Regions from separate parts of the Homo sapiens genome. Here region 1 is linked to region 2. Evidence: chromatin contacts called from ENCODE Hi-C or POLR2A ChIA-PET data. All regions are on one chromosome and are shown on one strand. The core of a region is the stretch at or near the end of the contact, and the rest is flanking DNA. Distances in the headings are between cores, read along the strand shown. Region 1 overlaps LINC02981 (long intergenic non-protein coding RNA 2981). Region 2 holds the start of LINC03095 (long intergenic non-protein coding RNA 3095).

Evidence for each region. A loop is a pair of places that touch in the nucleus more often than their neighbours do. ChIA-PET counts read pairs that join two places held with the same protein, here RNA polymerase II (POLR2A). Pooled maps may share reads with other maps.
Region 1: a loop to region 2 is called in a map of PC-9, with 7 times the contacts of the local background. The contact joins the enhancer-like site here to the promoter of LINC03095 in region 2. A Hi-C loop is called at or near these places in 1 of 168 maps with a recorded cell type or tissue (PC-9) and 2 of 50 pooled maps. POLR2A ChIA-PET finds 5 or more read pairs at or near these places in 1 of 52 experiments (PC-9).

Annotation. Positions count from the first base shown.
Region 1 is chr7:26,447,704-26,451,691 of GRCh38, reverse strand. The region is part of intron 1 of LINC02981 (long intergenic non-protein coding RNA 2981); the gene reads right to left. Among named protein-coding and RNA genes, the nearest start is that of SNX10-AS1, 50 kb to the right of the region's middle. Within about 2 kb of position 2,176, at least 4 of the 41 ENCODE cell types and tissues checked have a DNase peak (open chromatin) inside an H3K27ac peak, as active enhancers do; they include PC-9, where a contact is called at or near this core.
Region 2 is chr7:26,549,521-26,553,156 of GRCh38, reverse strand. It overlaps LINC03095 (long intergenic non-protein coding RNA 3095), which reads right to left and starts at 1,318. Exons shown (of 3, transcript NR_184281.1): 1 at 947-1,318. LOC124901605 (a long non-coding RNA gene) reads left to right here and starts at 2,164. Exons shown (of 2, transcript XR_007060263.1): 1 at 2,164-2,432. RefSeq lists an enhancer at 2,139-3,338.

The DNA.
Region 1 (3,988 bases), core at 927-3,426, 100 kb after region 2:
AGCCACTTCTTATCTCCAGCAGAGGTGCTGCTTACACTTTTGGATTCCAAGTTTGTTTACTTGACTTGAAAATGCAGGTAGCTGCGATGCGAAAGTTCGTTTCTCTCCAGGATATGGGATACAAAAAGCAGAAATACAAAAAGTAGAAACACATTTTCTGGTTTTGTTTATCTTAACGTGAAAAATAATATACATCACAATAAAAATAATATACATCACACATCACACGCTGGGGCCTGTTATGGGATGGGGGTGGGGGGAGGAATAGCATTAGGAGAAATACCTAATGTAAATGACGAGTTGATGGGTGCAGCAAACCAACATGGCACATGTATACCTATGTAACAAACCTGCACGTTGTGCACATGTACCCTAGAACTTAAAGTATAAGAAAAAAAATTAATTAAATAATTAAAAAAAGAAAAAATATATATAGATTTACTTGTAACAGAATGGTAGGCAAATACATCTAGATTGTCTACATCTTTTAAAATGCAGTCTTGGATTTACAAATACGTGCAGATGTCAATAATACCTGACATAATTTTTACTAGTTTACAAAATCATTGCCTACATTACCTTATACAGGTACTTGGTTGAGTTGAATTTTCTATAAATGATTCTTAATAAGTAAATGAGATTAATGGACTAAAAATTGAAATTTGTAAATGCCTCCATTACCTATTCATGCATCATAAGCATTTAGTCTTTTAAAAAATTTAGTAGGCCCTGATGATTCAAAAGGCCTTGATTTCTTGAGCCCTTTGTTTGTAAAATGGTGACAAATTTGGATGAAATGCTGCATGTTGGTAATACTGAAACCTTGCAGATAAAGGGTTATTTCAAACCTTTCTTATGAGAATATACATGCAAACTGTGTTTGTGTTAACTCAAATTCTAAATTAGTTGCAGTGTGAACTAATCATTTCAAGCATTAAAGCTTGGCCTTGGGATGAAATTAAAGGAGAAACATTTAGGCAGCATCATTGGAGAATTACCCTCAAAGTAAGATCACTAAATCCTTAAACATTTTCCTAAGGGAAAAAGTGGAAGTATCATCAGTTTCTAATTCTAAGTAGAAAAAAAAAAATTAGCCTGTGGACCAGAGGAAACAGCCTTGTGTCAGAACACTGAATTATGTTGTTTCTACCTCTCCTTTTCATTGTAACTAATGAATCCTAATATAGGCAATAAAGACATATAAAAGAGAAATCTACATTGTAGGTCTCTGATTTATCATCCACAGAACAACTGAAGTAACTGTTCTGGGATGGGGGTATTACCTGGGTATCTATGCCCCAAATATACAAACCCCTGCATGGCAGGTATTTCTAAAAATTTGTGCACAAAAAAATCGGCTGGGTGCAGTAGCTCATGCCTGTAATCCCAGAACTTTGGGAAGCCGAGGCAGGAGGATTCCTTAAGCCCAGTATTTTAAGATCAGCCTGGGCAAATTAGCAAGATCCCATCTTTATTTTTTTAATTATTAAAAAATTTTTTTAAAAATTTTAGAAAGATGTATTTTAAAAATGAGTATAAGAGAAGCAATGCAGGAGGGAAAGAATGAAAGAAAAACAGCAGAAGACAAAGCAGTAGAGGATAGCACTTACAGATCACTCCTGACTCACCCCTGGAAAACATTCACTCAGTTGTTTGCTGGGGAGCACACCTCCCTTCCTCCCAGGCATCCATTCAATCATCTAAAACATTTACTGAACTGGACACAGAGCTGGGCCCTGAGACTACAGACATGAGTCAGACATGGTCCCTACCCTCCAGGAAATCACAGTCTTGCCAAAATACAAACACAAAAAGTGAACGTCTGAAAAGAGCTCTAAGAAGAAAGTGTCGAGTGCTGAGCGAGCCTAGAAGAGGAGGCTGTTCCTCTGCCTGTGAGGACAGGCGGGAATTGGCTGACCCTGAATGAGGAGTATGCTTTCCCCAAGCAGCAAAGAGGCAAGGACCTGGAGCTGCTGAGGAGAGTCACAGGAGAGGAAGCTCAGGCGAAGGTGAGGGCTGGGCTGTGAATAACCTGAGCAACGGACTGAGCAGTTAGGCTACATTCTGCAGCCAGAGAGGACCCACGGCAGCTTTTAAATCAGAGGAGTGGCATGATGGTGTCTGGGTTTTGGAAAGGCCAGTGGCAGCAGCATGAATCGTATGACCTTGGGACGTGCCCTGGGCAGATGATCCTCTTCCCCAGGGCAGCTGTCCTCAACGTGAAGGCTTTTCCCTGTTCTAGATCAGTGACTTCATCCTGGGATATAACAACTTCCTGTACTCACAGATTCTAGGAATCATTTAATGGGCGCAGTGAGGATGGCTCATCCAGGACCTCAGCAGGAAATATCCAAAGTATTTTGATATTTGACTGGAGTGACTCCATGACTAGGAGCTGGAATCATCTGCAGTCTGGCCTGGATGGCTCAAAGTCCAGGACTGCTGGCTGGAGTTCCTCACAAGGGCATGCTCAAAGCTCATGCCCAGTGCATCTCACAGGGAGTCGGGAGTCAAAAATATGGAAGCTCAGTGTCTTTTAGTATCTTATGTCTGAGAGAAGGATCTGTAAAAGGATTGCTTGCCATATTTACGTATTTTTGTTTTATTTCTTACTGCATCATTTAGCTGTGACCTCCATAAAAGAGGTCTCCAAGATGTGACCTGGTCATCCCTTTTCAACCTCAGCTCCCACCCACATACCCCAAACTCTGCAGCAACCAGTTGCTTGGAGTTGCCCATAAACATTCTCTCCTTTTTCCCGTCTTGCCTTTTCACAGACTGTTTCCTCCACCCGGAATGCGCCCTACATGCCTGGCAACCTCCTACTTCCCTTTCACGATTCAACCCTAACATCTTCTGGTCTCAGAAGCCTTTGCTGAGTCCCCAGGCACAGTTGTGCCTTCCTCCTCCCCACACCCCTACACCTGGTGTTCCATTATATTCTATACTTAGCACTCTGCTGCAATTAATTGTCTTCACAACCACCTCTCTCACTAGCCTATGAGCCCTCAAAACTCTTGAAGGGTGGAGAATCTGTTATTCTTCTTTGTCATCTCTCCAGCTCACAAACATAGTAAGCACATTGGAGATGTTTAACCAATGTGGACTTTTCATAGTGACTTTCAAGTTAACCTTCATGTTCTTACAGCATTTTATAAGGCTTATATTAAGAAAGCCCTCTTCAGCCTGGGCAACATAGTGAGACTTTATCTCTACAAAAAAATTTAAAAATTAGCCAGGCATGGTGGCACATACCTATAGTCCCAGCTACTCGGGAGGCTAAGGCAGGAAAATTGGTTGAGCCCCAAGGGTTAGAGTCTGTAGTGATCTATGATCATACCACTCACTGCACTCCAGCCTGGGCAACAGAGCAAGACCCCATCTCTGGGGGTTAAAAAAAAAAAAGGAAAGAAAAGCCCTCTTAACATCTCATCATCTACATGCAACAATCCTGCATGTATTGGCCCCATTTAGAGATGAGAAAACAGAGATTCAGAGGCATGTGGTGATTTGCCCAAAGACACTGACCAAGAAAGTGACAGAGCTAAGACTTCTCTTCCTCTGCCGTCTGATCTACTCAGAGCTCTTGGATAACATGGTGCCACAAAGTGCCCAACCTCAAGTTCAAAGACTTACTTTGGACATAATTTCTTTCCAGTGTCTAGGGCTGTACCTGCTCCTCTGCATACTCCAGTCCCATTGGTTTCTGTTTGAGCACCATGTGTTGGGGCAAGCCCAAGGGCAGGACTCTCAGAACAAGGGCAAGGGGGAACTGCGGGAAGTCATTCAGGATGGCCTCGGGAAGCCTGACTTAAGTTCAAATTGTGAACAAGTCAGTGAGCTAAGGCTGCAGCCGGGACTGCAGTGGAAGGGGGAGGGATGAGATCTTGAATTATTTCTTTTGCAACCCTGTCCCTGGCATCACTTTGTGTAGCAAAGCTTACCTTAGAGTCCATGTCCTACTGAAATCACCATAAGATCAGATCTA
Region 2 (3,636 bases), core at 69-2,568:
CCATCAGCATAAATATGAAGTTATTCTATTGTTAGAGGGTTGGTAGGTGGGAATGAGAGTGTTTTGAAGTATCAGTTGTATAAAGGGGATTTTTTCACATTTTCCCATACGTCCCTTCTGTATCGTTTGAGTCTTTTTAAATGATATTGTATTTGAGGATTATTTTTCTAATTTAAAAATAATTTTGAAAAATAGAGAAATAGAAACTTCAGGTACTTAGGCAGAAATAAGAAAGTCCTAGTGACCCAGTGATATAAACACATATTTACAGTTAGTGTTCTGAAAACAAGTAAATAATTCCAATGTAACTAAACTTTACACCTATGTGTGTGTGTGTGTGTGTGTGTGTGCATGCATGGATGTCTGGATGCACATGTGTGTGCATGCATGGATGTCTGGATGCACATGTGTGTGCATGCCTGTGTGTGCGCGGGCGTGTGTGTGCACAGGCACACGTAGACACCTCACAGGAAGGCAGGCTGAGGTTGGATGCAGCAGGCTACTTAATTATCCCTCATTTCATTGAAGGAGGAATCTCACAGAAGCATCATAGATTCCAGGAGGCAAATCTACAAAACTTGGTAGTTACAGAAGAAATGATCCAGTATCAAGATGAGGCATTGCACCTTCAACGAGTGAGAGGAAAAAGCCAAGAAAAAGCCAGCCAACAGTTAAGCACCTGCTGCCTGTTACTGCTTCTACTCAGTGCACCTCTCAGTTCCACACATTCAGTAATGGGGCCAGCCTCACAGGCCAAGGGATGGCGAAGATGTATTCTCACATCCGTTTGTAAGAAGGGAGCTAAGCAGAGTGACACAAATCTAGTTTGCCTGGAACGATCCCAGTTGACCCCTTCTGAAGTCAGTCCTCTCCTGTCCTTTCCATCCCTCCTCTGCACTCCCTCTACCGAGGATAAGACAACACCCCTCTGGTCCCAGAAACTTACCTCTCTCCATTGCCCTGTGCAAGGTAGATGAAGTCTTACGTGTAGCTCAAGCTTCAGGTGAAGTCCTGGATGACGCGGAGAGGAGAAACTGAGGTCACCGGGGACCTCATAACAATGCTGAAGAAGTTAAACTCCTAGAGTGGAATAAAGCTGGGTGTGTGGAGAACACATTCAACACTCCTTTGACACCAAAACACCATGCAAATAAGCAGTCATGAGCCTGGAGTCCGAGAAAAGAAAGGAACACACACACACGTGTACACAACTCACACACACGGAGGAACACATGCTTTTAGAATGATCAGGTGCTTAAAGAAAATAAAAGGAGAATGGACATTGCCCTGTTCTTTTCTGAGAGGCAGTCACTGGAGTGGGTAAGAACCCCAGCTCCGGATTCAGACGTGCCTGAGTCTGCAACCCAGCTCAGCCACTAACTACGTAAACCTGTTTTATTAACTGTACAATGGGAATAATAAAAGCACCAGGCTCAAAGCATTGTTGTGAAGTTTTAAAGATTAATGTGATGATGCAGATAAAGTAACCACAGTAATTATTCAATAAATGTTAGCTAGTGCTGCTATTATTGTGGATACATTATGACAACATCATGATAAAGGTACATTGTGACCTTAAAAGAATATTTTACTGGAGCATTGTACATGCTGCATAAATGTTAATTGTTATTATTATTACAATTTTTAGTTCAGCCAGTGTAGCAATTTATCACTACAATGGCAAGAAATTGCTACTCTGGTTCTTGACAGTGGGTTTGCCACCTTCTGCTGTCTTCCTGGTTTTCACTCCACATGGGAGTGAGGCGGCCGCTGAATGCCAGGGCTATGTCAAGTCTGGGATTCTTAGTGGACTTCTCCACAAACACGGTGCCTATTAGGGGAAAAAGTCTCTAGAATTCTCCTGGCCCAGCCTTGAACATCTTCCAGTAGGAACTGAGGAGAGCTTCCGATGCAAAATAAGAGGAAAAGAAGGCAGTGGGGTAATTTACCACTGAAAAGATTTCCCCATTAGACATTTTTACAGCATCAAACTTGGTGGGGGAGGGGGTTTCTCCTGGCACGATTCTGTTTGTTTCCTCCTTTTGTGGCACGAACAACAGCATTTCATATTGAAACATGAAGCCTCTAAAATTAGGATGGCGGCCAGAAATTTGTAATGGGTGCTTCACACCGTTCACACTCCTGCTTCACCCTCCTGGCTCCACTCAGCCGAGGGCAGCTCCACCCTGCAAGAAACTCGCAGCTCAATTTGGAGCAAGTTTTGCTTGCTGAGGGGAGGCTGCTGTCAATGGCACCGAATGCCAAGCAAGGAAGCAGACCTGATTCGTTTCTAGGCTTCATCACCAGCTGCTTCTCCCTCGGCCTCCTCAGCCCCCAGCTGCCTGGGTTCGAATCCCAGCTCTCTGCTCATCAGGTGTGTAACCCTGGGCGATGACTCCACCTCTGTGAGCTTCCACGTCTGCAGCTGTCAGGTGAGAATAACAATGGGACTTGCATCAGACAGTCATTGGGATTAAGTGAGATAAGGAATGGGAAGGCACTGAGTGTACATAGTAACCACTCCTAGGTGTCATCTCCTTCCTCCTTCCTCCTTCTTCTTCCTCCTCCCTCTTCCTCCTCATTTTTCTTCTTCTTTTTTTTGACAGAGCCTGGCTCTGTTGCCCAGGCTGGAGTGTAGTGGCATGATCTCAGCTCACTGCAACCTCCACCTCCCAGTTCAAGCGATTCTCCTGCCTCAGCCTCCCAAGTAGCTGGAATTACAGGCACATGCCACCACGCCCGGCTAACTTTTAGTATTTTTTGTAGAGACAGAGTTTTACCATGTTGGCTAGGCTGGTCTCCAACTCCTGTCATCCCAGGACTTTGGGAGGTCTGCCCACCTCAGCCTCCCAAAGTGCTGGGATTACAGGCATGAGCTGCCACTCCCGGCCTCTCTTCTTATTATTAAGCAGATTGGCATTTCCTGAGCACCTGCTTTGTGCCACACCTGATGCCAGGTGCTTCACTCATGTGGTCTTGATGAATCTTCACAACCTTGAAGGGCAGGCGTTGTCATCTGCACGTATGTGCAAGGGAGCTGAGTTCCAGAGCTAAAGCCGCTTGTCTCCAGACAATCCCAGAGGGTACAACTGGGATTCCACTTTAGGCTCTCTGATTTCAAAATCTTGCTCTCCCTACCACACCCCCAACGTGGAGGCCTCACAAATAATGCCTTTCCGTGGGGCTCAGGGTCTTCAGACTGTGGTCTTGGCTTGGCTGTGGGTCTTTTCCCAAGAGCACGCAGCACAGCCGAGTCTGCTCCAGGCTTCGTGGTTCCTGCTCAAGCCATTTGTGGGGCAGGATGTGAGGTGAGGGGCGCTCATGTTGCCAGCCTGGCTTATCTGCTTTGGGGCCTTCCTGGCTCAGCCTACAGGTTCGTGACTTGGCACAATTACAGTGACCACAATGAAGCCACTGGCTTTGCCCAGAAGCTACTCAGGCCAGGAGCCTGAGAGGAAACAGGATGGGAGCTGGTTTATATTTCAAGGGCTGGAGATGACGGGACCAGCCCCACCCCAGCTTCCCACCTGATTTTATCTTGTAAAAACAGCCCTTTCATTATTCTGTTGGACCTCCCATTATTTCAAGAACCAAAAACTGAAAGAAAATGATTTTTTTCTCTCTCATACCTGGCCT